Regions from separate parts of the Homo sapiens genome. Here all the other regions are linked to region 4. Evidence: chromatin contacts called from ENCODE Hi-C or POLR2A ChIA-PET data. All regions are on one chromosome and are shown on one strand. Each heading gives the region's core, a stretch centred on a gene start or an enhancer-like site at or near the end of the contact. The rest is flanking DNA. Distances are from core to core; before and after follow the strand shown.

Region 1 (7,191 bases), core at 1,935-4,434, 780 kb before region 4:
GCCTGGAATTTCACGTTTGTTTTTAAGCATCAGTCCTAATCTTCACTTGCACCCGAACACACCGCACCTGTGACAGCCACGTGACATTAAAAAAATCCCTTCAGTGAGGCCGGGCATGGTGGCTCACGCCTGTAATCCCAGCCCTTTGGGAGGCCAAGGCAGATGGATCATGAGGTCAAGAGATTGAGACCATCCTGACCAACATGGTGAAACCCCGTCTCTACTAAAAATACAAAAATTAGCCGGGCATGGGGACGCGTGCCTGTAGTCCCAGCTACTCCGGAGGCTAAGGCAGGAGAATCGCTTGAGCCCGGGAGGCAGAATTTGCAGAAGCCGAGATCGTGCCGCTGCACTCCAGCCTGGCGACAGAGGGAGACTCTAGACTCTCTGAAACAAAAAAAATCCCTTCAGTGCCTTGATCCTTCCAGATTCAGATCCAAGAGAGATGACATTTGTCCCTCATCTGAACCCGCACACCAAGATAAAGATTTCTTCTGGCCAGGCGCGGTGGTTCACGCCTGTAATCCCAGCACTTTGGGAGACAGAGGCGGGCGGATCACCTGCGGTCAGGAATTTGAGACCAGCCTGGCCAACGTGTTAAAACCCTGTCTCCACTAAAAATACAAAAATGGCCCGGCATGGTGGCTCACGCCTGTAATCCCAGCTACTCGGGAGGCTGAAGCAGGAGAATCGGTTGAACCCGGGAGGTAGAGGTTGCAGTGAGCCGAGATTGCGCCATTGCACTCCAGCCTGGGCAACAAGAGAACGAAACTCCGTCTCAAAAAAAAAAAAAAGAAAAAAAGATTTCTTCTGTGCTCATGGCTCAGCTCTGTGGTCTGCTAGGGTCCTTCCTCAATCTGCTTGCAATCTATGGAATCAGGAAAGACTGAACCAACCTAGATTTATTAATATTTTAGTATAACATAATACAGTGTTACTTATTACAGCATTGACCGTATATGCCCTTTTGCTCCTTGGAGGAAAGGCAATTAATAGCTATTATGTGAGTTAATAAAATAAGCCCAGGATTTATGAGTGTAACTAACTTGTTACCATTGGTTTTCCTTGTCTCCTGCAGGCAGAGAGCTGATCAAAACAGCAAAAGCAAAGCAGTGCCCCTGGCCCAGTTCTGAAGCCAACCTTCCTTAAGCACCCAGACCCATCCCTGGTTAGGACTTGCTGTGGATTATCAGGTGACTCTATCTCAGGATACAGGGACTGAGAGGGTGTATGCAATATCTCAGACCCAGAAACTGTTGATTCTGTCTAAAAACACAGCAATAACCACATCCCACCCTCTTGATTTAAATGAAAGTGTTTGGGGGAATAAAAGATGAACCTTTTTTTTTTTCTTTGTCAGATCTTGAGCTCATTTGGTTCTGGTGGGGAACAACAGCTATGCGAGAACAAGTGTATTCTATTAGAATTAATTCCCCTCTTATTCTCATAGCTGAGCAGGGCTCAAGAGCCTCTCATCTGAAAGAGGTAATAAGATTTAATCTGTCTCCTCATCTACCTTCTGCAAGTATACTTTACAAATTAGCTCTCGGGACTCTTCCAAATGGAGTTTTATGAGGGATTTGCTAAGGTAAACGTTTTAGACTTTGAACACAGTTCAGATTTCAGGGGCAGTACTGAAATCTGAACTGTGTTGCTAACTGCCCTGCCTTTCAACTCAAGACACAATAACTTTGAACTAAATTAATTATATTTTTGTTGTTTTCCACTCTGTCCCCACGTCTATATCACCACCACCCCCAATCCCACCCCGCAGGAGCTAACTCCTCCTTCCTGTCCCTGCAAGATCAAAACTCCTCCTGCAAGCCCCGCTAGCTCTGTCTGCTCGCCTTCGTGGCAGATATCGCTATTGTACTTTTATACTCATTTGTGTGATAAATACTTCAATGTCCACTTCTTCCACGAGCCCCTGAGCCCCTGGAGGGCCTGGACCACACCTAGTTTTTCTCACCGTTACATCTCCCTTGTCAGGTACCTGGTAGGCGCTTAATAAGTATTTGGTGAACGAATGGCTTGTTTGGTGACAGTCCAAAGGCTGGGGGACAGAGGGAAAGCTCCCTCCTTTCGGACCCCAGACGGGTGGCGCTGATGGAGAGGAGGCTTGGATAAGGCCTCCAGGACCGAAGCGCGCACCCGTAGGGCCCCTGCCAAAAAGACCTTCCTGAAGGCGGAGGAACTGCGAGAGTGCCTACGTTGGCCCAAGGCCTGACCCGACGATCCCAGGGACCCTCGCCCTAACCGGCCCCGCCTCCCGGTCCCCAAACCCGGACTCGGCCCCGCCCTAAGCTCCGGATCCTGGGGCCCGCCCCTGGCCCCGCGTCGGCAGACCGTGGCCTCGCTGCTGGGCCTGCCTCAAACCCTCCACAGGTAACGCCTCCCGAACTTGAGCCACATTCCGATCCCCTCCTCAAACCCCTCCCCGTTTCCCACGCCCTGGACCCCTCGCTCCGTCTCGGCCCCGCCCCAAGCCCAGCTAGGTCTCGGCCCCTGAGCCCAGCCCCGACCGGCCTCCCAGTCCCTGGGTCCCTCCCGACACCGGCCCCTCCCTAAGCTCCGCCTCCCAGGGCCCGCCTCCTGAGCGCAGCCCGCAGCCCGGACTCGGCCCCGCCTCCCGGACCCTGGGCCCCTCCCCACGTCGGCCCGTCCTAAGCTCCGCCTCCCAGAGTCCGAGCACCGCCTGGCCATGTGCTACGACATAGTCAACGCCCCGCCCCGGCCCCGCCTCCTGAGCTCTTCTCTGGGTCTGGCCTTAGCGCCGCCCTAAGACCTGTCTCCTGGGCTCTGCTCCGAGTCTCGCCTCCTGAACCCAATGGCGTTTATCCCTGCCCTAATGCCCGCCTCCAGGACTCTTATCCTGCCCCCACGCAAGGCCCCGCCTCCAGGACGCCACCAACCTGGACGCTTCTGAAGCCCAGCTTCCAGGATCGCCCTATCCTGGCCCCGCCCCAGGACCCGCCAACCTGGACTCTACCCAGGACCTGCCCCCTACCCAGGACCTGCCCCAACGACGCTTATCCTGGCCCCACCCCAGGCCCCGCCCTCATAACAATCATCCTGGCCCCGCCCTAGAGTCCGCCCCCACGACGTTCCTCCTGACCCCCGGGGGACCCCCGGGCCCCGCCCCCTCTCTGCCCCCGCTCACTGCCCTGGGCCCGCCCCCTCTTCAGTCCAGGCCGGGCTTCCGCCCGGTCTGCCGGCAACGCTGCGGCCCCGCCCACGTCATGGCGCCCGAGGAGAACGCGGGGACCGAACTCTTGCTGCAGAGTTTCGAGCGCCGCTTCCTGGCGGCACGCACACTGCGCTCCTTCCCCTGGCAGGTGGGCGGCGGGGCGAGCGGAGAGGCCCGCGGGGCTCGCGGGAGTCCAGGGGCAGACGGGACGGGTCTCCGTGCTGAAGCCCCTGGCGCTCCCGCCACGTGAGTTCCTGGGCTCCCGCCGGTCAGGGCCGCGCGACCCGGTCCCCGTCCCTGGGGCCTGGCCAGAGTCGCTCGCACCCCTCCTGCCCCGCGAGCTGGCGGGGGAAGCTGGGGGCGTCTCCACAGCCTTGGGGGGCAGACGCGCGCTCGGTGTGGGGTACAGTTCACGATCATTTTCACGACTTTTTAAAGGCAGTAATCGTTCTGGTCACTGGGACACAGCTGCCCTCGCCCATTCTAAAAAGTCAGCGCCGTCAGGACCGCAGGTAACCACGTCCTCCTGAGCGCGGTGACCGGGTCACAGGCTGTCCCTCGTGCCTCAGTATTCTCATCTGTATGTTGAGCACTGCACAGAATCGGCTCATGCTCTGAGGCTGTCACGCCTGTGATGGAAGAGACAGAGAAGGGGGTGGCCTCTCCTCGCCCTGGGGACCTGCCATTCTCAGCACAGGCCCATGGCAGGCAGCAGCCTCCCTTCTGCCAGCAGAGGGGCTTAATGCACCCGGCCTCATTTGTAATTCATGTGCGGTGAGCTCACTGGGATGAGTGAGTTTGGATATATATTCCTCCCTGGGTCTGCCCCATTTTATGGGGTGTTGCTTAATCATTTGCGTTATTCCATTGACATAAAATATTTGCACTCAGAGATCATTTCTGGTCAAGAGAAATTCGTGCATTTTTAACCCAAAATAGAAACCTTCATAAAAGCATCATAGGTCTCCATTCAGTATTGACTGTAATTGTTCACATGCCCACGCTGAATGCTAACTTGGGCTCACCCTCAACACCCACGAGGTGGGTACTATTATTACCACTCACATTTGACCAGAGGGATTGTTTGATTAGGGTGCAGTAGTTGAGAGTTCAGACCCAGGAGACAGCCTGTCTGCTTCGAATCCTGGCCCAGCCCCTGGCCCTGTGTGACCTTGGGCAAGTGACTGCATCTCTCTGTGCTGTTTTCTTATTAATAAAATGGGGGATATAATGATACCTACCTCTTAGGGTTGTTGTCAGGGTTGAGTACAAAAGCCTGTGGATCAGTGCCTGGCTCATGGTAAATACATGTTGGTGTTAGCTAGTGTTTTTATTCAGTCTCAAAATGTTTAATAAATGCCTTCTGTGAGCCAGGCACCATGGATCAGCAGTACCCATGACAGATGAGGCTCTGCTTGCATGGGAGAGCCAGAGAATAAACAAATAAATAAACAAGAAAAGACCAGATGACAGTGGCTTTAAAGCCAATAAAACAGGGAAATAGTGAATGCGGGAACTGGGAAGAAGAGTCACCAAAGTCAGGGAATCAGGGAAGCCTTCCCCAAAGAGGTGGCATTTGAACTGGGGCCTGAGTGGTGAAGCAGCCAGCCATGGGAAGGGCTTGGGGAACAGGATATGCAAAGGCCCTGTGGTGGAAACAAGCCAGCTGTGGTTGAGGAACAACACCAAGGCAGCCAGTGTGGCTGGAGTGGAGTGAGCAGGGTGGGCCAGGGGTGAGGGAGAACAGGCCAGAGAGAGGGATTAGGACCAGGTCTTGTAGGGCCTTTTATGGCATGGAGGGAGCTCTGAAGCAATGAAGTGCCTTGCCCTGTGTCACATACCAGCCGAGACAGTCTGCCTAACTCGGGAGCCAAGGCTCGCTGCTGGGCTTGAGGCCCCTGTAAGAGGATAATGTAACTCAGGCTGGTATGGGCACATTCTGCATCTCCACTTAGATGGCAAGCCCATCAAACCTTGGTGCCATGGCTGCCCTGGTAATTCCTGGCTGAGCAGTGCAACCAGGGAGCTGGCCCATGACCCGGGTGGCCGCTAAGTAGCCAGGACTAATGTGGCCAAAAGTCAGCCTTCTTCCTGTGACTCATCCAGGTGCACCCTGCGACATCTGAATGTCAGGCTTTCAGCCGCTGTGGCTTCCACTTCCAACTGGCTCCACGTCCCCAGGGAGGGATCACACAGCGCTTTGCCAACACATTCTATTGCGTGTTTAATGTTCCTGTGAATGCGCCCTTGAGATTTCTCTCTTTCCCCTCCACACAGAGCTTAGAAGCAAAGTTAAGAGACTCATCAGATTCTGAGCTGCTGCGGGATATTTTGCACAAGGTAAGAATCCCAGAGTCCCTGGGACTCATGACCCTGCCTCCTGAATCTCTCCAGAAGACCTGAGAGAAGAACTGCAGGTGTGCTTGTACCCTTTAAAAACACCCCTGTTCAAAAAACAAAACCATTGAGTCAGCACTGCAGGTGGGTGTCAGCACCTCTGACAGCTCCAGCGCTTTCGTTTTCTATTTAAGACTTAGACAAAGACTTCAGAATATACAAAAACCTGCAATGAGAGGGGGGAATCTAGGGAATGTTTTTTAAACCATCCACAGCAAAAACAGAGATGACAGGTGCAAAACAGCTTCTAGCATTTGGTTGATGTTCAGAGACTTTCTTTTTTGCTTTCATGAGGCCTGTCCTGCCCACTCCTGTCTCCTCTAGACCTAAATGGGCCCTTGCTTTGCCCAGGGTGGGGTTTGGACTCAAGTGCATCTGCCTGCAGGTGAGAGGCAGGATCACCACCCGGCCCAGCCACAGCCTGACCTTGGCCTTGAGGGCCAAGTGCAGATCACCCTGCATCCTGGGTCTTCACGTTCGAAGGGCCATGAGCCCTTCTGAAAAGACCAAGCAATAGACTCCCTCGCAGAAAGAAGTGCACCAGAAGAATACATTTTCCATACAAACTCAGGAGGCAGATATCCTCCACCCCCACCCACCCAGCCCATCCTAGGAGCCCCGGTGAAGAATTCCTGTGCTAGAGGTGAACCAAGATTATCCATGTGGAAAAGATACAGCCACAGCAGGGAAAACTTTCGGGGCAATACCAGGGCTTCGAGCATGGAGATACCTGAAGTTATCTCGCACCCTGCTCTGAGTTTCACCCTGAGCCTCACTCTCGTAGGTGGTGAAGCATGAAATGTAGGGAGAGCTGCTTTAAAACCCAGCACAAGGCTGGGTGCACTGGCTCACACCTGTAATCCCAGGACTTTGGGAGGCTGAGGTGGACAGATCACCTAAGGTCAGGAGTTCCAGACCAGCCTAGCCAACATGGCAAAAACCCATCTCTACTAAAAATACAAAAATTAGCTGGGCGTGGTGGTACATGCCTATAGTCCCAGCTACTCAGGAGGCTGAGGCAGGAGAATCGCTTGAACCCAGGAGGCAGAGGCTGCAGTGAGCCAAGATCGGGCCACTGCACTCCAGCCTGGGCAACAGGGCGAGACTCTGTGTCAGAATAAATGAAAAACCAGCACCAGCCTGAAGAGCCTGTGTATTGCGTGGGGTACTTTGCTGCCCTTGGGCAGAATCTGCATCCCTCCCAGCCAGCAGGCACTGTGGACCGTCTCCTCCCTCTCCCTCCAGGCTCCTGTTTTCCCGCCGTCCCCACTCCTGCTGCACCAGTCCCTCTGCCCTCCTTTCCAAGTGCCAGGCTGTGGCCACCTCAGAGCTTGCACCAGCTGTTCCCACTGCCTAGAACTTGCTCATCCTGCATTTGGCTTCTCTGGGCTTTAGCTGGAGTGTCACCCGGAGCGTCCCGTCCCCTCCATCCTGTCCCCAGGGACACACACTCCAAGAGAGCAGTTGCCGAGTGGGCCTTCCCGCCTCTTCCATAGAGCCAGACCGTTGGCGACTGTCCTTACTGCAAACCCTGGTTCACACTGGCTCCCCTGGGAGGGAGGCGGTTTGGGCCCACATGCCCTGTGTTCCTGCTCAGAATGGGCGTT
Region 2 (7,277 bases), core at 1,249-3,748, 510 kb before region 4:
GCGCGAGGCAGGAGAGCAGTCCACTTGAGCCGGTGCACAAGGGCTGGCCCTGGGAGGGGCTTAGCAAGAAAGAAGGGTAGGCATTCCAAAGATGGAGGGCACAGCCCGTGTGAGGCTCGGTGCTGGTGGAGATACTCTCGAACAGGGAGAGGATAGTGAGGAAAGCCGAGAAAAAGGAAGCTTGTCCCTGGATCGTGGAGGGCCTGAAGGTCTACTGAAGCAGCGTGGTACTAAAGCGTCTTGGAGTCAGTGGGGGCCCGGGAAGGTGACTGAGCCAGTGGCAGTGTGTGCCTCCCGTGTGTGCACCAGTAGTCACCGAGTGCAGAGGGGAAAGTCTCAGAGCCAATTAGGAGGTAAGTCTAGGCGTGCATTCATAAGGGGGTAATTGCAAATGTTGCAAGCAAAGAGGTGAGAGGCACTTCAGAGGAAGAGTTCTTAAGATTCCATAATTGGTTATATAGAGGATGAATGAGAAAAAGGAAAAGAGGATTTCCATCTTCATTCCTGGGAAAGTGGTCATCACTTTCTTAAAAGTAGAGGACTGGGGATGTAGAGGTGGCTTGTGGAGAAAGAGTACCAGTTCTGTTTGGAATGTCAAGAACTTGAGGCAAGGCCTAGACAGCCTGGGAGCTTGGTGTGACCTCAGGACTAGAAATGTAGATTTGGGAGGTGAATTTGTAAAAGGGTAGTTGAGTCCGGGCAGTGGAATGGGTTTGTTTCAGGAAGAGAGGGAGAAGAGGGAAGCGCGGAGGCCTGCATTGCCACAAGAATGCCGTGCTTGGGGCAGGAAGGAGCAGGAGGAGCTAGCAAGATGAGATAAAGCAGTGAGAGTGCCTCTCTCGCCTTCTTGCTGACAAGATTTGGGGCCGGTCTTACAAGGCCACAGAGAAGAATTTCAAAGTGAAGGGGACTGTGTCAGGAACGCGGTAGGATTGTCAACAGCAGGATAAAGAGAACAGAAGCCAGATGGCTGGCAGCAACAGTTGGGTGACGAGGCCATGATGGAACATTAGACCTTGGATCAAGGCTCAAAAATTCAGACACCAGCGAGCCCAGGCAGGTAATGGAAGCAACTGTAGCTGACTGGACCTAAGAAGCAGTGGCACGGGTGCCAGGCACCCCAGCTGACCTGCCTTGGTGCTCAGAGCAGCAGGGCTGGCCATGGTCAGGGAGTCTGGGGAGGTCATGCTCTGTCCACAGGGTTCTAGCCAGCTTCTGCCAAATTGTCTGTTTTTTCTCAAGAGAAGCTGGGAAGGCCAGTTGTGGTGTCTCATACCTGCAATCATAGCACTTTGGGAGGCTGAGGCAGGAAGATCACATGAGCCCAGGAGTTCAAGACCAGGCTGAGAAGCATAGTAAGAGCCTTTCCCTTAAAAAAAAAAAAAAAAAAAAGACAAAGTTGGCCAGGTGCAGTGGCTTATGCCTGTAATCCCAGCATTTTCGGAGGCTGAGGTGAGCAGATTGCTTGAGCTTAGGAGTTGAAGACTAGCTCTACAAAAACTAAAAAATTGGCCAGGCATGGTAGCTCACACCTGTAATCCTAGCACTTTGGGAGGCCAGTGCAGGAGGATCCCCTGAGCCCAGGAGTTCTAGACCAGCCTGGGCAACATAGGGAAACCCCATCTCTATTAAAATTTTTTTTGCTGGGTGCAGTGGCTCACACCTGTAATCCCAGCACTTTGGGAGGCCGAGGCAGGTGGTTCACCTCAGGTCGGGAGTTCGAGACCAGCCTGACCAACATGGAGAAACCCCGTCTCTACTAAAAATACAAAAATTACCCGAGTGTGGTGGCACGCTCCTGTAATTCCAACTACTCGGGAGGATGAGGCAGGAGAATCACGTGAACCCAGGAGGCAGAGGTTGCAGTGAGCCGAGATTGCGCCACTGCACTCCAGCCTGGGCGACAGAGTGAGACTCCGTCTCAAAGAAAAAAAAAAATTTAATATAAATGAATTAAAAATTAGCTGGGGTTGGTGGTGTGTGCCTGTAGTCCCCCCTACTCAGAAAGCTGAGATGAGAAGATCACTTGAACCCAGGAGGTGGAGGTTACAGTGAGCCAAGATTATGCCACTGCACTTTAGTCTGGGTGACACAGCGAGACCCTGTCTCAAAAAAAACAACAAAAAAAGAAACAAAAAGTACTAGTTGGGCATAGTGGTACACACCTGTAGTCCCACCTACTTGGGAAGCTGGGGTGGGAGGATCACTTGAGCCCAGGAGGTCAAGGCTGTAGTGACCTACAATTCCACCACTGCACTCCAGCCTGGGCAACAGTGTGAGACCCTATCTCCAAAAAAAGAGAGAAGCTGGAAATACAGGTTTTTATGTGAAATATCCCAATTTTAAATGTGCTTAGTTCAAAAATATGTCTTGGGGCCATAGAAACATCTCTGTGGGCTGCCAGTGTGAGGCCTCTGGTGAGAGACAGCCCTTCTCACTGTTAGATGACCTCAGGCTGAGGGAGTGGTGAGAGCAAGGGTGGCAGTGCTGTCCCTGCATACCGTCAGCCCAAGGTTTGGAAAAGCTGCCAGCTGCAGTGCAGAGAGAACTTTATAGGGAACATGATCTAAATTGACCCACAAAAAATGTAATGTGACTTCTGAGTTTATTTCCTGGAATCCAAAAGGAATCTGGGCTGTCAGATTTTATGCTATTTCCCAAATTGATATTGTCTGGTATGTGAAGCCATGCATCTCACCGGTGCCTGTGCCACCCTGGAAAGAAATACCTTCTCGTTGGATAAAGGGAAGTACAAAGGAGAGGTTATGACGAGGGCCTGGAGTTTGAATCACGTATATAGGACCTTAGCAAAGCACCTTTGCCCCAGTTTCCTTGTCTCATCGTTAGGAATTACAACAGTACGTGCCTCCTAGGTTCACTGTGTTAGTTAAATGAGTGACATGGACACAGCACTTAGAACAGTGCCTGTGTACAAGGCATTTGATCAGTTCTTTAGGTTTGTTTCGCAGACACTGGCCGTTTGTACAGTGAGAACCCCAGAGGCCACTGCCCAGGCTTACAGGAACTCGTCTCACGAGCTCCCAATAAACTGCAGACAGCCCTTGGGTCTGAATTATTAATCTGGGGAGTAGTGTAGCATACGTTGGAGATACTGCAGGTTCGATTCCAGATCATTGCAGGTCACACAAACGTCTTGGTTTCCCATTGCATGTTAAAGTTAGGTTTATACTGTAGTCTATTAAGTGGTACAATAGCAATATGTCTTTTTAAAATGTACATACCTTTGCCGGGCGCGGTGGCTCACGCCTGTAATCCCAGCGCTTTGGGAGGCCGAGGCGGGCGGATCATGAGGTCAGGAGATGGAGACCATCCTGGCTAACACGGTGAAACCCCGTCTCTACTAAAAATACGAAAAATTAGCCGGGCATGGTGGTGGGCGCCTATAGTCCCAGCTACTCAGGAGGCTGAGGTAGGAGAATGGCGTGAACCCGGGAGGCGGAGCTTGAAGTGAGCCGAGATCACGCCACTGCACCCCAGCCTGGGTGACAGAGCGAGACTCCATCTCAAAAAAATATATATATATACATGCCTTAAGTTAAAAATACTTCATTGCTTAAAAAAAAAAATGCTGACAGAGACACAAAGTGAACACATGCTGTTGGGAAAATGTCCCCCATAGATTTGATTGATACTGGGTTGCCACAAACCTTCAATTCGTTTTTTGGTTTTTTGGTTTTTTGGTTTGTTTTTTTTGAGACGGAGTCTCGTGCTGTCGCCCAGGCTGCGGTGCAGTGGCGCAATCTCGGCTCACTGCAAGCTCCGCCTCCTGGGTTAATGCCATTCTCCTGCCTCAGCCTCTGGAGCAGCTGGGACTACAGGTGCCCGCCACCACGCCCGGCTAATTTTTTGTGTTTTTAGTAGAGACGGGGTTTCATCATGTTAGCCAGGATGGTGTCGATCTCCTGACCTCATGATCCACCTGCCTCGGCCTCCCAAAGTGCTGGGATGACAGGCGTGAGCCACCGTGCCTGGCCCGTTTTTTTTGTTTGTTTGTTTGTTTGTTTTTTTAAGTGCAACACCTACAAAGCACAATAAAACAACGCATAATAAAACGAGGTGTGTCTGTGGTCCAGGAGCTCTAGCTGCTATTGACCCTTCGAGGTGTCCTTCCTGCCTGTTCTTTGTGCTTCACCTGGCCCATAGTGAAAGGACGTATGAGCAGGAGAGGACAGAGCTGGCATGTGGTACAGGACAGATAGCCGTTTCAGTTCAGCACCTTCAGACAGGTAGGGAATCGGTGCCTGGGCTTTGGAATTTTGGTGTGTTTTAAATGCGATACATCCCGTAGTCTCAGAGGAGGGTGTTTGTGTGTGTGTTGCTATAGTAATTGTCATTTGGCTGGCGAGCTCCTCTCAGAAACACTGAGCAGTCACATAGGCTGATAACTGGGCAAAGCCCAGCTGAGTGCCATTCCGGGACATAATCTCCTGCCCCGTGAGGATTAATGGAAAAAGCTGACCTTGATGGCGGAGGCAGGCAGGGAAAGGCTGGGTTTGCGTCTGGACCTGCATGTAAGAGCTGCACCCCAGCAGCGCCCACCTACCCTCTTTCTGGGGATGAACTCTGGGCACAGCCCACCCAGATCAAAGTAGCGCTGTTAGTTCTGTGACTCTCCCAAAATCCCATACTCACACGAGGAGCAGAAGTTTAGGAGTTGGGGCCCTTCCTTAGTGCCAAACTGAGAGTTACAAGCTGCCTCCTCCTTGTTTCCATTGGGTCATTGTGGCCTTAGGTGAGTCCTAGGGCTGCACCACCCAAGACAGCTGTGCTGCCCCAGCCACAATTGGCCATTTAAATTGAAATTAAATGCACATTAAAATGCAGCTTCTCCATCACCCTATTGTGTGAGATGCTCCACAGTGACGCTTGACTGGCGCCTGCTCTATCACACAGTGCAGATGGAGTACACGCCCATCATTGCAGAATATTCTTTTGGGCAGCTCTGGGCTGGGCCTTTTCTTTTCCCCCAAAAACCTCTGCATTCAACAAATGTTTATTGAGTAATTCTCCTATAGGCCAAATGCCTGGAGAGAAAGCAGCATAAAAGTCAGACGAGGCTCCTTCAGTAAGAATTGAACCTGGACTGTATGGCAGCATGGGTTGTAGAGTAGGCCAGACTGGCAGAGTTCTTGCTTTTCTAGGATGTGCTTCTAATATGACAGACCCTGGAGCCAAATTCTGTCAGTCTGCTAGGCACAGTGGCTCACTCCCATAATCCCAGCACTTTGGAAGGCCGAGGTAGGAGGACCACTTGAGGCCAGAAGTTAGAGACCAGTCTGGCCAACATAGCAAGACCCTATAAAAACAAAAAATTAGAAATTACAGAAAACAAATAATTGCAAATAAATAATACATCTACAAAAAATAAAAATAAAAAATTAGCTGGGCGTAGTGGCACACACCTGTAGTCCCAGCTACCCAGGAGGCTGAGGTGGGAAGATCACTTGAGCTCAAGTGGTTGAGGCTGCAGTGAGCCATAATTGAGTCACTGCACTCCAGCCTGGGTGACAGCTAGACTATGCCTCCAAATAAATAAATAAGTTGTGTCTACCACACCAGTGACTGACTCGGTGACCTTAAGCAAGGTTACTTAAGCTCTGTGTGCCTTAGTTTTCTATTCTGTAAAAGAAGATTATAATAGGGCTGGGTGCAGTGGCTCACGCCTGTAATCCCAGCACTTTGGGAGGCCGAGGCGGGCGGATCACGAGGTCAGGAGATCGAGACCATCCTGGCTAACATGGTGAAACCCCGTCTCTACTAAAAATACAAAAAATTAGCTGGGCATGGTGGCCGCGCGCCTGTGGTCCCAGCTACTCAGGAGGCTGAGGCAGGAGAATCGCTGGAACCCAGGAGACAGAGGTTGCAGTGAGCCAAGATTGTGCCACTGCACTGCAGCCTGGGCTACAGAGCAAGACTCCGTCTCAAAAAAAAAAAAAGAAGATGATAATAATTCTGTTTCATGAAGGGGCAAGAATTACATGAGAATGTATGTATAAAATAGGACTTATTGTGATGTCTAGCACATAGTAAGCCCTATGAAGGCATTTGTTCTCATTATAATCCACATCAGCATCATGTTCTATGGGCAAACATAAAAAGAGGTCAGGTGAAGCCACTCTGATAAGGTGACATTTCAGCAGAGTCCCAAAGCGAGCCTGAGCCAAGGAGATAACTGTCAGAAGAACGTTCCAAGTAGCACAAGGGTGCCAGGGCAGGCACATGCTTGGTGTGTTTGGTGCGGGGGGGAAAGCCAGCAGGGTGCTAACGAGCTAGAGAGCAGTGACGGGGGAAGAAATAGGACTTGAGGTTGGAGATTGGCGTGGGATGGGTGGGAGACGGCAGAACTTGCAAGACCCTCCCTGTAGACCATGCTCATGAAGCCCGTAGCTTTACTATGTGAGACTGGAAGGCAGTTTAAGGCAAAGAAGCATCATAATCTGATTGGCCCTTTTGGTAGCTGACTCTGGCTGCTGTGTAGAGACTAGACTGTGAGTGGAAGCAGGGAGATTTATTTTTGCAATTGTCCAGGTGGCCTGAGCTTAGGTATTAGTAGCAGGGATGGTGAGAAGAAGGGGTTGGGCAGATCGCCAACTGTAAAGCCCCATTCATTGTCAGTGGATTAGAGAAGAGAGGGGTCAAGAAGGGCTCTAAAGATATCGGCCTAGTAGAATGGAGCAGGCGTTTTCTAAGACTGAGAAAACCTCAGGAGTAGTTTAGGCAGGGGGTGTCAAGAGGGCCACTGTGGCTGGAAGGGAGTGACTGGGGAAAGGGAGTGCAAGGTAACATCAGAGCAGTCGAGAGGGACCAGACCAGTGTTAAAACTGGAAAGAGGACCCTTTGCCCAGGAAGAAGGTGAGCCGGGCCATCGATGAAGAGGAGCTTCTCATCTCACCATGTCCTCCTGTGTCCGTCTCAGGAGAACTCAGGCTCTTGGGCTCTGGCCACCCTGGAGTTTAATTCTGCCTTTGTCATGATAGCTGTAAAATGTGGGCAGATCTCATCAGCCCCATGTGGTTTTATTCGTTTCTTTGAAATATGGCGGATTCCTTCTGAAGCCACTACTGTTTCTTTTTTTTCTTTTTTTTTTTTTTTTTGAGATGGAGTCTTGCTCTGTCTCCAGGCTGGAGTGCGGTGGTGCAATCTCGGCTCACTGCAACTTCCACCTCCCCGGTTCAAGCGATTCTTCTGCCTCAACCTCTGGAGTAGCTGGGAGTACAGGTGCAGCTAATTTTTGTATTTTTTAGTAGAGACGGGGT
Region 3 (6,690 bases), core at 2,814-5,313, 820 kb after region 4:
AGGGTCTTGCTATGTTGATGAGGCTAGTCTTGAATGACTGAGATTATGAAGTGCTGGGATGAGAGCAGTGAGCCACTGTGCCCAGCCACAACTCCTTTGTAACAGAATACAGCTGGGTCTGTCAAATTCCAAAAACTTTCCCTTTTGCAGCATCACAGCTGTGTCCTGTTTTCTAGATGACTAATAAATAAAACCCAGTATTCACTCTTAGATGTCAATAAAGTGCCGTTCGAACCTTTTCACAAGCCAGAGAAGCACTTCAGATACAAGTCCAAAATTGGGTGTACGGAAATTTTCCATAGAAATATGTCGAGGGTATCCCAGGGCTCTCATCATCTCTGTGAAATCTGTCCAAGGAAAAATACAATTCATTCAGTTCCCCATCACACAGCAACTACTTATTAACTTAGATATTGTCTTTACTTTTCCTTCTTATTTCCAACCTATTGACAGCTTTAGGGACTATTTGTCAACTTTCTACAAGGGAAAGCAAAAAGGAGATAAAATTTAAAATACCAAAAATGCTACCTAAAAAGCATATATTTAAGTTCAATGGGAGAAGTAGATGGCTATACATGAAAATGGAATTGAGGGATTAGCTGTGAATTTCATTTCTCTCTTTAGTATCTCATTTCTTTTTACTGCTAAAAGGAAGAAACACCCGTCCTTATAAAATGTCATGAAGAAAAAGTATTTTTAAATGTCAACAGTGGTTTGACTCAAATTCAGCTGATTAAAAAGTGTTTTAAAATGTTAACAGTGGTTATTTCTGAGGGGAATCCGTAGGATGACATTCATGTTTCTGAGTTGTCTTTTTTTTTAATTTTAGTGACCACATAGGACCCAAATAACACAAGTTTTAAAGATCAGTCGCCTTGTATTTAGAGAAATCTTAAATAGAGTGGTTGAACTATACAACCATATTTAGATTTACTATAAAACAGATTAAGAAACAGTAATACTAATACTTGTTGATCCATAGGTTGGGGTCACCTCAGGAAAAGCCTTAGTGCTTTCAAGAGAGCAGGACTTGGAAATGAACACCACAAACATTTGTTGAGTTCCCATATGTACCAAGATCTACATTCAGTGTGCTTCCTGGTTATTTAAGGTCTGTCTGCACTCTTCTTGAAGATCCATGTTCAAAATGGTCCATCAATGTTCACAAATAACCTACCTAGGTACTGCAAGTCAGGTCAGACTTCGCAAGACAATGAAACAGAAAGTGTGAGCACAGGAAACAGCAAAGTCACAAAGGGACTCTGTAACTGTTTTCTGGGAAATGTGAATACAGAGATTAAAAAAAAAATTAACTGGGTGTGGTGGTGCATGCCTGTGGTCTCAGCTATTCAGCAGGCTGAGGTGGGACGATCACCTGGGCCCAGGAGGTTGCAGTAAGCTCAGATCATGTGACTGCACTCCAGCCTGGGTGACAGAGTGAGACCCTGTCTCAAAAACAAAAACAAAAAAGGCCAGGCGCGGGTGGTTCACGCCTGTAATCTCAGCACTTTGGGAGCCGAGGAGGGTAGATCACCTGAGGTCAGGAGTTCAAGACCAGCCTGACCAAAATGGTGAAACCCCACCTCTACTAAAAATACAAAAGTTGCCGGGCACAGTGGCTCACGCCTGTAATCCCAGCACTCTGGGAGGCCGAGGCGAGTGGATCACAAGGTCAGGAGATTGAGACCATCCTGGCTAACACGGTGAAACCCCGTCTCTACTAAAAATACAAAAAAATTAGCCAGGTGTGGTGGCGGGCACCTGTAGTCCCAGCTACTAGGAGGCTGAGGCAGGAGAATGGCGTGAACCCAGGAGGCGGAGCTTGCAGTGAGCCGAGATCGCGTCACTGCACTCCAGCCTGGGTGACAGAGCGAGACTCCATCTCAAAAAAAGAAAAGAATAAAATAAAAATAAAAATACAAAAGTTAGGTGAGTGTGGTGGCGGGCGCCTATAATTCCAGTTACTGGGGAGGCTGGGGCAGGAGAATTGCTGGGAGGCAGAGGTTGCAGTGAGCTAAGATCACACCACTGCACTCCAGCCTGGGAGACAGAGCAAGACTGTCTCAAAAAAAGAACAGAAAAGAAAGCAGCAGCCTTTCCTTCACACAGTAAGGCACTGCCTAAATACTCCTGACCACTAGGTACTAGTCAAGTTCTGTTAATGCTGCGGTGTTATTGTCAAAATAGACACTAATTTGAGTAAGATCCTTACCATACACTGCACAACTGCAGAGCATTAATTTAAGATCAAAATATTCCGAAATCTCCGTGTGTGCGCTCCCCAACAAAACCCCATTCTACGTCCCCCGGCAGGGTGCTGGCCTCTCTAAAAACTATGTGGGAGGAGACAGTCATCCTGCATGATGTGTGGCCACCAAAAACCTTCAAACCCCAGAGGGCAGGATTCACACTCTGGTGCTCAGTGGCTGCATGGATAAAAGGTAATGCGTCTTCCTAGATATTTTTACATTGTAGAAAAGAGCAATTCATAACCAAAAGGAGTAATCTCTAATGCTAAAATTTCAGGCACCAACAATTGGACGAGAAAACTGGCTTTAAGAGACCCCTCGGATCACACCAAATTGGCAATCATCATCTACCTTTCCTTTTTTTTTTTTTTTTTTAAAGACAGTCTCACTCTGTCGGCCAGGGTGGAGCGCAGTGGTGCCATCTTGGCTCACTGCAACCTCTGCCTCCCGGAATCAAGCAATTCTCCTGCCTCAGCTTCCCAAGTACCTGGGACTACAGACGCGCGCCACCATGCCCGGCTAATTTTTTGAATTTTTAGCAGCGGCAGGGTTTCGCCATGTTAGCTAGGCTAGTCTAGAACTCCTGAAATTAAGTGATCCGCCTGCCTCGGTCTTCCAAAGGGCTGGGATTACAGGCGTGACCCACTGCGCCCAGCCGTAACCAACACTCTTAGCCTCGTTCTTCCACTTCCCCACCCTCTTAGCAAAGGAATTCGAGCTCCCTTCTCCTTACCAGCCCTGCAGAAAGGATGCAGATGGAGTTCAGGATGTCTGGAGTTCAGGCAACCTGAATTCAAGCCCCAGTGCCACCTCCTACCGCCTGTATCACCTGCCCAAGTTACCTGACCTCTCTGTGCCCGTTTCCTCACTACCAAATACAGGGGGCACAGAGTTGTTCAGATGATTAAAATGAAATGCGCATAACACAGAGCGGGCCCTGGCAGATCGTTAAAACTCAAAAAATGTTAGCCGCAATGATTATCACCCAGCCTCCTCTCCTCGGTTTCGTTGCTGGTTGTTTTTTTTTTGGTTTGTTTTTTGTTTTTTGAGATGTTGTTTCGCTCTTGTTGCCTAGGCTGGAGTGCAATGGCCCGATCTCGGCTCACCGCAACCTCCAAAGCGATTCTCCTGCTTCAGACTCCCGAGTAGCTGGGATTACAGGCGCCCGCCACCACCCCCGGCTAATTTTGTAATTTTAGTAGAGACGGGGTTTCTCCATGTTGGTCAGGCTGGTCTCGAACTCCCGACCTCAGGTGATTCGCCCGCCTCGGCCTCCCAAAGTGTTGGGCTTACGGGCGTGAGCCACCGCGCCCGGCCTGCTGTTCGGTTTTCTAAGCGCTAAGCTAACCCAACTCAAAAAATAGTCTCTAAACTCTCCATGCATTTTCCAATACGGTAGCGAAGAGCGGCATGCAGCTACACAAACAGAAATAAATTACACTTAAAAATTCAGTTATTCATCTGCACTAGCCACATTTCAAGCGTTCTGAGCCACACGCGGCCAGTGGCAGATAGAGAACTTTCCATCCTCGCTAGAAATGGCCGAAGAAGGGCCTGGGACGCTCGGCCGGGTTGCAGCCGCGGGTCAGGCGGTCCCTGAGGCGCAGAGGCCCGAAAGGAGCCTCCGGCAGCGCAAGCCTCAGGGATCGCCTACACAGGGGACCCGGCGGGCGGGAGCCCTGAATCTCTGGAAGACCCGCAGGTCACAGGGGCGCGGGGCTGCCTTACTGCGGAGGTCGCGGAAAGACATAACGCTCAGGTCCCCAGGAGCCCAGGGTCGCAACTGCTCGCCCCTCAGCGATCACAGGCCCAGCGCTCGACGATCTCTATGGCAACCAATGGACCCTTGGACGGCGCACGGTCAGGGACAAACAAAAAGCGAAGCGAAGACGCGGCGGCACGTGCATACGCACGGGGAGAGCGGGCCGGCAGAGAGCGCTCCTGAGACGCCGAGGGCAGAGGGCGTGGCGATACCGGCGTCTATGAGGGCTGCAAGCTTCCCAGCTTCTGGGCGTCTGTTTACACGCTTTGCGGACGTTTCGCGCTGGGTGACAGGTTCTGAGTACCTACTACGTGCTTGATATTGCGCTAGGCGCTTTCCATATTGCTTATTTCCCCCTCATTTCTATAAAGAATGCACGATGCTTGGCTGGGCGCGGGGGCTCACGCCTACAATCCCAGCACTTTGGGATGCCGAGGCGGGCGGATCACTTGAGGTCAGGAGTTCGAGACCAGCCTGGCCAACATGGCGAAACCCCGTCTCTACCAAAAAATACAAAAATTTGCCAAGCGTGGTGGCGCACACCTGTAATCCCAGCTACTCGGGAGGCTGAGGCAGAAGAATTACTTGAACCCGGCAGGCAGAGGTTGCAGTGAGCCGAGATCGCGCCACTGCCCTTCGGCCTGGCGACAGAGCGAGACTCTGTCTCAAAAAAAAAAAAAAAAAAAAAATGCACTATACTCAGGAAGCCCGCCTTCCCCCGTCCGAGGCACAGCGCGCTCCTCGTCGGAATCTGGTTGCCGAGCGGAGGACGGGATCACTGTGGGCGCCCAGAGGCAGGCCAGGCCTCGGTCTCGCGCACGCGCAGACGGCTCGGGCTGCACAACAGGCCGGAAAGGGGCCCTGAGCCGCTCGCGCCGCGCGGGTCCCGGCAGCCCTAGCCTCTGCATGGGGGCGCGAGGAGACGGCAGGAAGGGGCGGCCTCCACGTGTGAAATGGGGAGATGCCCCGCCAGGCGTGGCACAGCAGCCGGGTTTTGTAAGGTAGCTTGAGCAGGAACAAGGAAACAGCGTAGTGCACAAAGCGATTGGTTGGCATCAGGTTATTTCAGATGCATTTCTTTGGGTTAAAGCAGAGGGGGCTTCCTTATGCCAGCCTAGGTGGACAGGGCCCCTTTTGTTGGTTGCAGTGAATCTTCTGTGTTTTGGCAGACTGGCCTGTCTCTAAGTTCGCATTGATTACGTGGCACCTTGCACTAGCGATTCCATTCTGGTTTGGTCTGGTCCGTTGGTACCTTGTGCAGGAGCTCGCTCCAAAACAATGGCCTCCCATAAATGTTGCTTCACGTGTTATTAAGAAAAACAAAAGATAAGCCACAGTCTAGAAGAAAATATGCACAAAACACATATCTGATAAAGAGACGTGTATCCAGAATGTATCAAGAACTCTCAACACTCAATAATGAGAAACAGTCTAATTAGAGAATGGAGAAAACATTTTAAAAGCTACTTCACAAAAGAAGATATATGGATGGCTAATATGCAAATGAAGAGATGATCAAGGCTATTATTAGAGAAGTGCATATTAAAACCACAATGAGATATCACTATGAAGTTATTAAACTGGCTAAAATATCAGGTAACACGTTAAAAACCTAAAAATTAAATCTAGATAAAATGGCTAAAACAACAAAAAACTCTTGACAATGCCAAGGGCTTGAAAGGATGTTGATCAACTTGAACTTTTTTTTTTGAGATGGACTCTTGCTCTTGTTGCCCAGGCTGGAGTGCAGTGGCACAATCTCGGCTCACTGAAACCTCCGCCTCCAGGGTTCAAGCGATTTTCCTGCCTCAGCCTCCGGAGGAGCTGGGATTACAGACGCGCGCCACCGCGCCCAGCTAATTTTTGTATTTTGGGTAGAGACGGAGTTTCGCCATGTTGGCGTGAGTCACCGCACGCGGCCTGCATTTCCCTGATGATTAAAGATGTTGAACATCTTTTTACGTGTTTGATGACCATTTGTATATTTCCATTGGAAAAATGTCTATTCATTTTCTTTGCCCATTTCAAAATTGGGTTGAACATCCTTTTGTTTTTGAATTGTAAGTGTTCTTTATATATTCTGCCTATGAGACCCTTATCAGATATATGATTTGCCAATATTTTCTTCCATTTCATAGGTTGTCTTTTCACTTTTTTTTGTTGTTGTTGTTTGTTTGTTTGTTTGTTTGTTTTTTGAGATGGAGTCTCGCTCTGTTACCCAGTCTGGAGTGCCAGTGGTGCGATCTCGGCTCACTGCAAGCTCTGCCTCCTGGGTTTACGCCATTCTCCTGCCTCGGCCTCCCAAGTAGCTGGGACTACAGGCGCCCACCACCACACCCGGCTAATTTTTTTGTATTTTTAGTAGAGACGGGCTTTCACCGTGTTTGCCAGGATGGTCTGGATCTCCCGACCTCATGATCCGCCCGCCTATGTTGGCCAGGCTGGTCACAAACTCTTGACCTCAGGTGATCTGACCACCTGAGTGTCCCAAAGTGCTGGGATTACAGGTGTGAGCCACCATGCCCAGCCGTGTTTCTGATTTCTGAAGATTTGCTTTTCCAAGATTGTTGTGGTTATTTGGGCTCCCTTGTAATTTCACATGAATTTTAGGATTAGCTTTTCCATTTCTGCTTGTGATGCTTAATTTTGTGTGTCAACTTGACTGGGATGCCTGATAGC
Region 4 (6,348 bases), core at 65-2,564:
ATGGCGGCCTACTACCCAGGGTGCCAGCCTCCAAGAACCATGGCCCAGGCCCTTTCCATGGCCCAGACCAAGCCCAGGCCTTGGCCAGGTCCCCAGCCGGCCTGGCTGCCCCCTCAGTGTCAAGCGTTCCCTCCAGAGCCAAGATCCTGGGCTGTGATGGCTGGGGGCCCAGGGCCCCTCCCAGCATCCCTTCCAGCTTCCCAGGCCCCAGGGCAGGGCTGGGCAACTCCTTGAAACCATTGCTTCCCGGCCACCCTCTGGCCAGGCTGGGCGGGCCCTCCTGGACAGGCAGACAGGCTGCACGCTGCCCTGCTGTGGCCCGAGTACCCTGCTGGGCAGGGCAGCATGCCAAGGCCTCCAGGTGCCAGCCTGGATTCCAGCCCCATCCCAGGGGGCCAGCGGGGAAGCTGTGCGTGCTTCTCCTCCCTCGGGATGCACCTGCCTCGCCCCCTCCTCCACCCGCTCCAGACCCGCCCTCCGGCGAGTATGGACCCCTTGCCATCTCCTCCCTGCCAGGCCGGTCGCCTGCGTCCACCCGGACCGCAGGGGAGTAACAAGTGCCTGACTTGTCCCAAACTCCCAGTCCTGACCCCCCAGGGACGCCCCTTCCCGAGGTCCAAGGAAGGACCCGGGCTTGCGAGGGGCAGCAGGAGGGAGACTCTCCCGGCCAAGGGAGGAGGCACCTTCCAAAGCCCTTCCTAGCAGCAGCCCCGGCGCGGCCGAGAGGAGGGGCGGCTGCCCCGGACAACTTCATGCCCAGGCTCCGGGTACCCCCCTCTCACCTCGCCGCACGCCCCCCACCGCGGCCGCCCAACTTCCCAGCTGAAGTTTGCGCCCGCCCCGGGCCCGGGCGCTGCTCGGCCCGGCCTCCAGACGGAGGGAAGGAAGGAGGGAGAAGAAAGACCGAGAGCTCGAGGGACCCGGCCGGGGAGCCGGCGAGGGAGGGAGCGCGCGAGCCAGCGAGCGAGCGAACGCGGGGGCCTCGGCGAGGGCTCACAATGGCCCGGGGCGCGGACGCGAGCGGGGGAGGAGACCCTCGGGCCCCGCAGCCCCGGCGCGACAGGCGGGCCCCCCCCCCCCCGCCCCGGCCCGGTCCCCACGGCGCGACGCCCGGGGGGCTTCCTACCTCAGCGGCGGGGGCGGTCGGGATCCGGGCTGCGGGCTCCGGCGGTCGGGGGGCGCGGGGAGCCGAGCGGGGGAGGGGCCGGGACGGGCGGGGGCCGGGGCGCGAGGCCTCACGGGGCGCGGGCTCCCCTGGCACGGCCGCCCGGCGCCCGGCCGCTCCGCCACATCTGCAGCTCGGGCAGGGAAGGTGGCCGCGGCGGCCGGGCCGTGCGGGGATGTCTTAGAGGGAGGGCGGGCGGGCGGGAGGAGGGAGGAGGGAGGCGGCGGGAGGAGGGCCCGCCGGCCGCGGAGGAGGGCGAGGAGGAGGGGCGCGGGGGGCGGCCTCCACCCCTCCCCTCGCTCGCTCGCTCCCTCCCTCCCAGCAAAACCCCTCTCACCGCTGCGGCCCCAGGCCCGGGGCGCCAGCTGCCAGGCGGGGCGTGCGCGTCGGGGGAGGGGGCGGCGGGAGCCGGCGCTGGGCCGAGGGAGGGGGAAGGGAGGGCGGCGCGGCCGCGGGGAGCGGGCACCGGGAGGGAGGGGTGAGGGAGGGAAGTGGGGCGCCGAGCCGCGCGCGTCCTCCTCGGCCCCATCCTCACGCCACCCCCCCCCCGCGGCCCCGCCCCCGGCCCGAGGGCAGCGCTAGGACACGGCCGGGAGGTGGCCTGGGGGGGCGGGGGAGCCCGAGACGTCCCGCCCTCGGGGAAGCCCGAGGAGGGGGCCGGGCGCGCGGGCCCAGAGGAAAAGCCCCGCAGACCGGGAAGATGGAGGAGGTCGCGGCGGCGGAGCGGGCGGGGACCCCTCGCCTCCTCCCGCGGGGTCACCTTGGCCAGGCCCCCCTGCGGCCCCGGGCGGCGGGGAAGGCGGCAGGAATGCCTCTCTGCGGGCCCTGATTTCTCCGCCCAGCCCAGTTCCAGGAACGCGCAGGCAGCGCCCGGCGGGCAGAGGTCCCGGATCCCGATGCCGGGCGGCGCAAACCAGTTTTCGGGGCCCGGCGCAACCCCTCACGCTGGTGAGACGGCGGGCGACTCCCTGCCGTGCCCTCGGTCTCAGTTTCCCTCACGGTAGAATAACGACGAGGCCCGATGCCGAGCAATCCGAGCTTCCGCTTGGTTCCTAGCTTGGTCCCAGCATTTGGGACCACCTGCGTCCACTAGCCCGAGCGCCGCGGGAGGTCTAGATCCCTCCTGGACATCAGCACCCTGCGCGGCGCCCGCGGCCAGGGCAGCGAGTGCAGTGAGCGGATACACGCGAGGGAGAAGCCCCGCACCCGGCCCAGCTGTTTTCTGCCTCGTGTTGAACCACAGACTCGCGTTCTTGAGTGTGTTTTGTTTGGGCTAATCCCGTGCCCCCCGCCCTGTTATCTTCTTGCTGCTCTGCTGTATGCTGGCAAATTGTAGTTCAAAAAAACAGCCCTCCTGCTGTTGGACACCCCCTCTTCCCAGCGCAGTTGGCCTTGAGGAGCCTAGGAGACGAAAAAGGCATCCCAGAATCAGCATCCCCTAGAGGTGAGGCATCTGACGCTGGTTTTAAGTCCGTCTTCATTCGTGCATTTGATGCTGCGGTCCCCGCCAGAGCCCGAAGCACGTGGCTCTTGATCACAAGGCATCCATGGCAGGCACAAGGCTTGGCACATAGTAGGTGCTCCTGGGCTGGTGCCCAGATGGACACATAGCAGGTGCTCATGGGTTATGTGGACACACAATCGATGCTCATTGCATTTTAAGAGAATGCACACATAGTAGGTGCTCATGGGCTGGTGCCCAGATGGACACATAGCAGGTGCTCATGGGTTATGTGGACACACAATCGATGCTCATTGCATTTTAAGAGAATGCACACATAGTAGGTGCTCAGGACGTTGTGGGTGAATGCACACATAGTAGGTGTGGACTCGTAATGGATGCTCATGTTTTGGTCTAATGAACACATATTAGGTGCTCATGACCTGTTGTGGAAATGGGCACATAGTAGGTGCGCAGGAGCTGTAGGTTGATACCTGGAAGGGATGTAGGAAGGCCGTTTGCCTGGAGCAAAGGCTCGGAAGTTGGCGATTTGGAGGTGACCTCCCCCAGCCTCCACCCTCACCTCACCCCGGTCTCCTGAGTGTGGATAATGTGGAGTGTGGCCGGGTTAAACATTAGCCGGGAGATGGGCCCCGGGGGAAGGCCAGTTTCGGGACCTAGCGCTTCCAGGAGGGGGCTATTAAGGGCCGACTCTCTGGGTCCGGCGACCTGTGCGGGCGTCCGGAAGGGCCGAGGCCGAGGCCCGCAGAGCGCCCCCTCACGGCGGCGGGAATCGCTGCGCTTCAGCCCGGAGCCCTGCCCTGCAGCCGACCGCATCCGACCTCAGGCAGGCAGAACTGCAGCCCTGGGGTCGAGGTGTGTAGAAAAAAGGTACAGGAGACGCTAGTTTAAATCTGTTAGCAAAAATGTTTATCGGTCGGGCGCGGTGGCTCATACCTGTAAGCCCAGCACTTTGGGAGGCCGAAGTGGGAGGATCCCTGGAGGCCAGGAGTTGGAGACCAGCCTGGGCAACATAGCAAGACCCCCACCTCCCACCTAGTCTCTATTATATTTTTTAAAAATTGGCTGGGCGTGGTGGCTCACGCCCGTAATCCCAACGTTTTGGGAGACTGAGGCAGGCAGATCACTTGAGGTCAGGAGTTTGAAACCAGCCTGGCCAACATGGTGAAACCCCATCCCTGCTAAAAATACAAAAATTAGCCGGGCATGGTGGTGCGTGCTTGTAATCCCAACTACTCAGGAGGCTTAGGCAGGAGAATCGCTTGAGCCTGGAAGGCATAGGTTGCAGTGAGCTGAGATCATGCCATTGCACTCCAGCCTGGGTGACAAAGCAGGACTCCATCTCAAAAAAAAAAAAAAGAAACTTCCAGTTCTTGGCAAGACCAGTCTTTCTTTTTTTATTTTTCTTTGAATTTTTTTAGAGACAGGGTCTCCTTCTCTTGTCCAGGTTGGACTGCAATGGCTCTATCCTACCTCACTGTAGCCTCCCTCCAACTGCAGGGTTCAAGCAAGCCTCCCACCTCAGCCTCCCAACGTGCTGGGATTACAGGTGTGAGCCACTTCCAGACCAGTTCTTTTTCTCTACCAGACATTTTATTTTTTTACTTTTATTTTTATTTGTATAAATAGAGACAGGGCGGGCACAGTGGCTCACGCCTGTAATCCCAACACTCTTATGAGGCCAAGGTGGGAGGATCACTTGAGCCCAAGAGTTTGAGACCAGCCTGGGCAATATAATGACACCCCAGACCTTTTTTTTTTTTTTTTTTTTTGAGACAGAGTTTTGCTCTTGTCTCCCAGGCTGGAGTCCAATGGTGCGAGATCTCGGCTCACTACAACCTCTGCCTCCTGGGTTCAAGTGATTCTCCTGCCTCAGCCTCCCAAGTAGCTGGGATTACAGGCGCTCGCCACCATGCCGGCTAATTTTTTGTATTTTTGCTAGAGATGAGATTTCACCATGTTGCTCAGGCTGGTCTTGAACTCTTGACCTCAGGTGATCCACCCGCTCCGGCCTCCCAAGAGACCACATCTCTTTACAAAAAATAAAAAGTTAGCTGGGCCTGGTGGCACACATCTGTAATCCCAGCTACTTGGGAGGCTGTGGTGGAAGGATCACCGGAGCCCTGGAGATCAAGGCTGCAGTGAGCTATATGATCATGCCACCGCACTCCAGCCCAGGTGACAGAGCAAGACCCTATCTAAAAAAAATAATAATAGCTGGGCGCGGTGGCTCACACCTGTAATCCCAGCACTTTGGGAGGCTGAGGCGGGCAGATCACCTGAGGTCAGGGTTTGAGATCAGCCTGGCTAACATGGTGAAGCCCCCCGTCTCTACTAAAAATACAAAAAGTAGCTGGGCGTGGTTGTGTGCGCCTGTAATCCCAGCTACTGGAGAGGCTGAGACAGGAGAATCGCTTGGACCCAGGAGGTGGAGGTTGCAGTGAGCCAAGATAGCGCCACTCTACTCCAGCCTGAGCAACAGAGCAAGACTCTGTCTCAAATAATAATAATAATAAGCTGGGTGTGTTGGCCTGTAGTCCCAGTTACTTGGGAGGTTGAGGCAGAAGGATCACTTGAACCCGAGAAGTGGAAGCTGCAGTGAGCTGAGACTGTGCCGCTCCAGCCTGGGTGACAGAGTGAGAATATGTCTCAAAATAATAATAATATTTAGAGATAGGTCTTGCCATCTTGCCCAGGCTGGTCATGAACTCCTGGTCTCAAGTGATCCTCCTGCCTCAGCCTCCCAAAGTGCTGGGATTCCAGGTGTGAGCCATCCCCAGCTCTTTCTCTCTACTGGACATTTTCATTATATGGATGACAACAGCACAAAGAAGTTCACTAACTTGTCCAGGGTTGTATAAGCTAGTAGGAGGCATAGTCCAGATTGCAGTCTCCATGTGTCTGCAGTCTGAATCCAAAGCTTGTGCTCTCTAACCCACTACTTCCCTGGAGCATCAGGTAGCTGTCGAGGTGGGGGACAGGCAGTGGAGACAGCCAACAAGGCCAGGCTCTGAGCTGTTTTCTCTAGGTTCTGCTTTTCCAGGAGGCAGCAGCTGCCATTGCAGGAGAGCCAGGCCCCATTTCTCCTTCTAGGTGAACAACAGGCATGGAGGCATGTCCCCCCTCCCTGCCATTGTGCTGGGCGTCCTCCTCTCAGAGTAGGCCCCTCTTGGAGGGAGGATGGTCTCTCCTATTAGACGGTAAGATCCCCAAGGAGAGGGACATTGTCTGCTTTGTCCCTCCCCCTGCAAGGTCCTGCCCAGGGCCTGGCATGTTGTCAGTGCTTCCTGAGTATCGCTGATAGATACACTTTGGGGGCTGAACTTGGTCCCCTAATCCTTTACCAGTAAACATTTATTGAACATCACCTAGGTTCACATTCATTTTTTTTTTTTTTCGAGACAGAGTCTTGCTCTGTCGACTAGGCTGGAGTGCAGTGGCATGATCTCGGCTCACTGCAATCTCCACCTCCCAGGTTCTCCTGCCTCAGCCTCCTGAGTAGCTGGGATTACAGTCCTACGCCACCACACCGAGCAAATTTTTGTATTTTTAGTAGAAATGGGGTTTCACCATGTTGGCCAGGCTGGTCTCGAACTCCTGACCTCATGACCCACCCACCTTGGCCTCCCAAAGTGCTGGGATTACAGGCGTGAGCCACCGCGCCCAGCTCCAACAGATTATTAAGCTCTCTTTTTTTTGAGATAGGGTCTCACTCTATTGC

The links. Hi-C counts contacts between places; a loop is a spot of excess contacts on that map. ChIA-PET counts read pairs that join two places held with the same protein, here RNA polymerase II (POLR2A). Pooled maps may share reads with other maps.
Region 1: a pooled map shows a loop between it and region 4 (4-fold over the local background). The contact joins the promoter of EEF2KMT here to the promoter of GLIS2 in region 4. A Hi-C loop is called at or near these places in 5 of 37 single-sample maps with no recorded cell type and 9 of 50 pooled maps. POLR2A ChIA-PET finds 5 or more read pairs at or near these places in 2 of 52 experiments (A673 and activated CD4-positive, alpha-beta T cell).
Region 2: a loop to region 4 is called in a map of sciatic nerve, with 16 times the contacts of the local background. The contact joins the enhancer-like site here to the promoter of GLIS2 in region 4. A Hi-C loop is called at or near these places in 1 of 168 maps with a recorded cell type or tissue (sciatic nerve). POLR2A ChIA-PET finds 5 or more read pairs at or near these places in 1 of 52 experiments (activated CD4-positive, alpha-beta T cell).
Region 3: a loop to region 4 is called in a pooled map, with 4 times the contacts of the local background. The contact joins the promoter of CLUAP1 here to the promoter of GLIS2 in region 4. A Hi-C loop is called at or near these places in 5 of 50 pooled maps.

Annotation. Positions count from the first base shown.
Region 1 is chr16:5,093,788-5,100,978 of GRCh38, reverse strand. EEF2KMT (eukaryotic elongation factor 2 lysine methyltransferase) reads left to right here and starts at 3,184. Exons shown (of 8, transcript NM_201400.4): 1 at 3,184-3,335; 2 at 5,465-5,527. The coding sequence starts at 3,240. RefSeq lists silencers at 2,194-2,733, 3,044-3,173, 3,344-3,503 and enhancers at 2,940-3,565, 5,054-5,606.
Region 2 is chr16:4,824,337-4,831,613 of GRCh38, reverse strand. All of the region lies in intron 5 of GLYR1 (glyoxylate reductase 1 homolog), which reads left to right. Among named protein-coding and RNA genes, the nearest start is that of GLYR1, 19 kb to the left of the region's middle. Within about 2 kb of position 2,498, at least 6 of the 41 ENCODE cell types and tissues checked have a DNase peak (open chromatin) inside an H3K27ac peak, as active enhancers do.
Region 3 is chr16:3,498,377-3,505,066 of GRCh38, reverse strand. It overlaps CLUAP1 (clusterin associated protein 1), which reads right to left and starts at 4,063. Exons shown (of 12, transcript NM_015041.3): 1 at 3,978-4,063; 2 at 236-347. The coding sequence starts at 3,999. RefSeq lists enhancers at 2,287-2,803, 2,804-3,321, 3,829-4,208, 4,329-4,378.
Region 4 is chr16:4,311,033-4,317,380 of GRCh38, reverse strand. GLIS2 (GLIS family zinc finger 2) reads right to left here and starts at 1,314. Exons shown (of 7, transcript NM_032575.3): 1 at 1,127-1,314. RefSeq lists enhancers at 1-52, 2,174-2,686, 2,687-3,199 and silencers at 2,479-2,773, 4,736-4,967.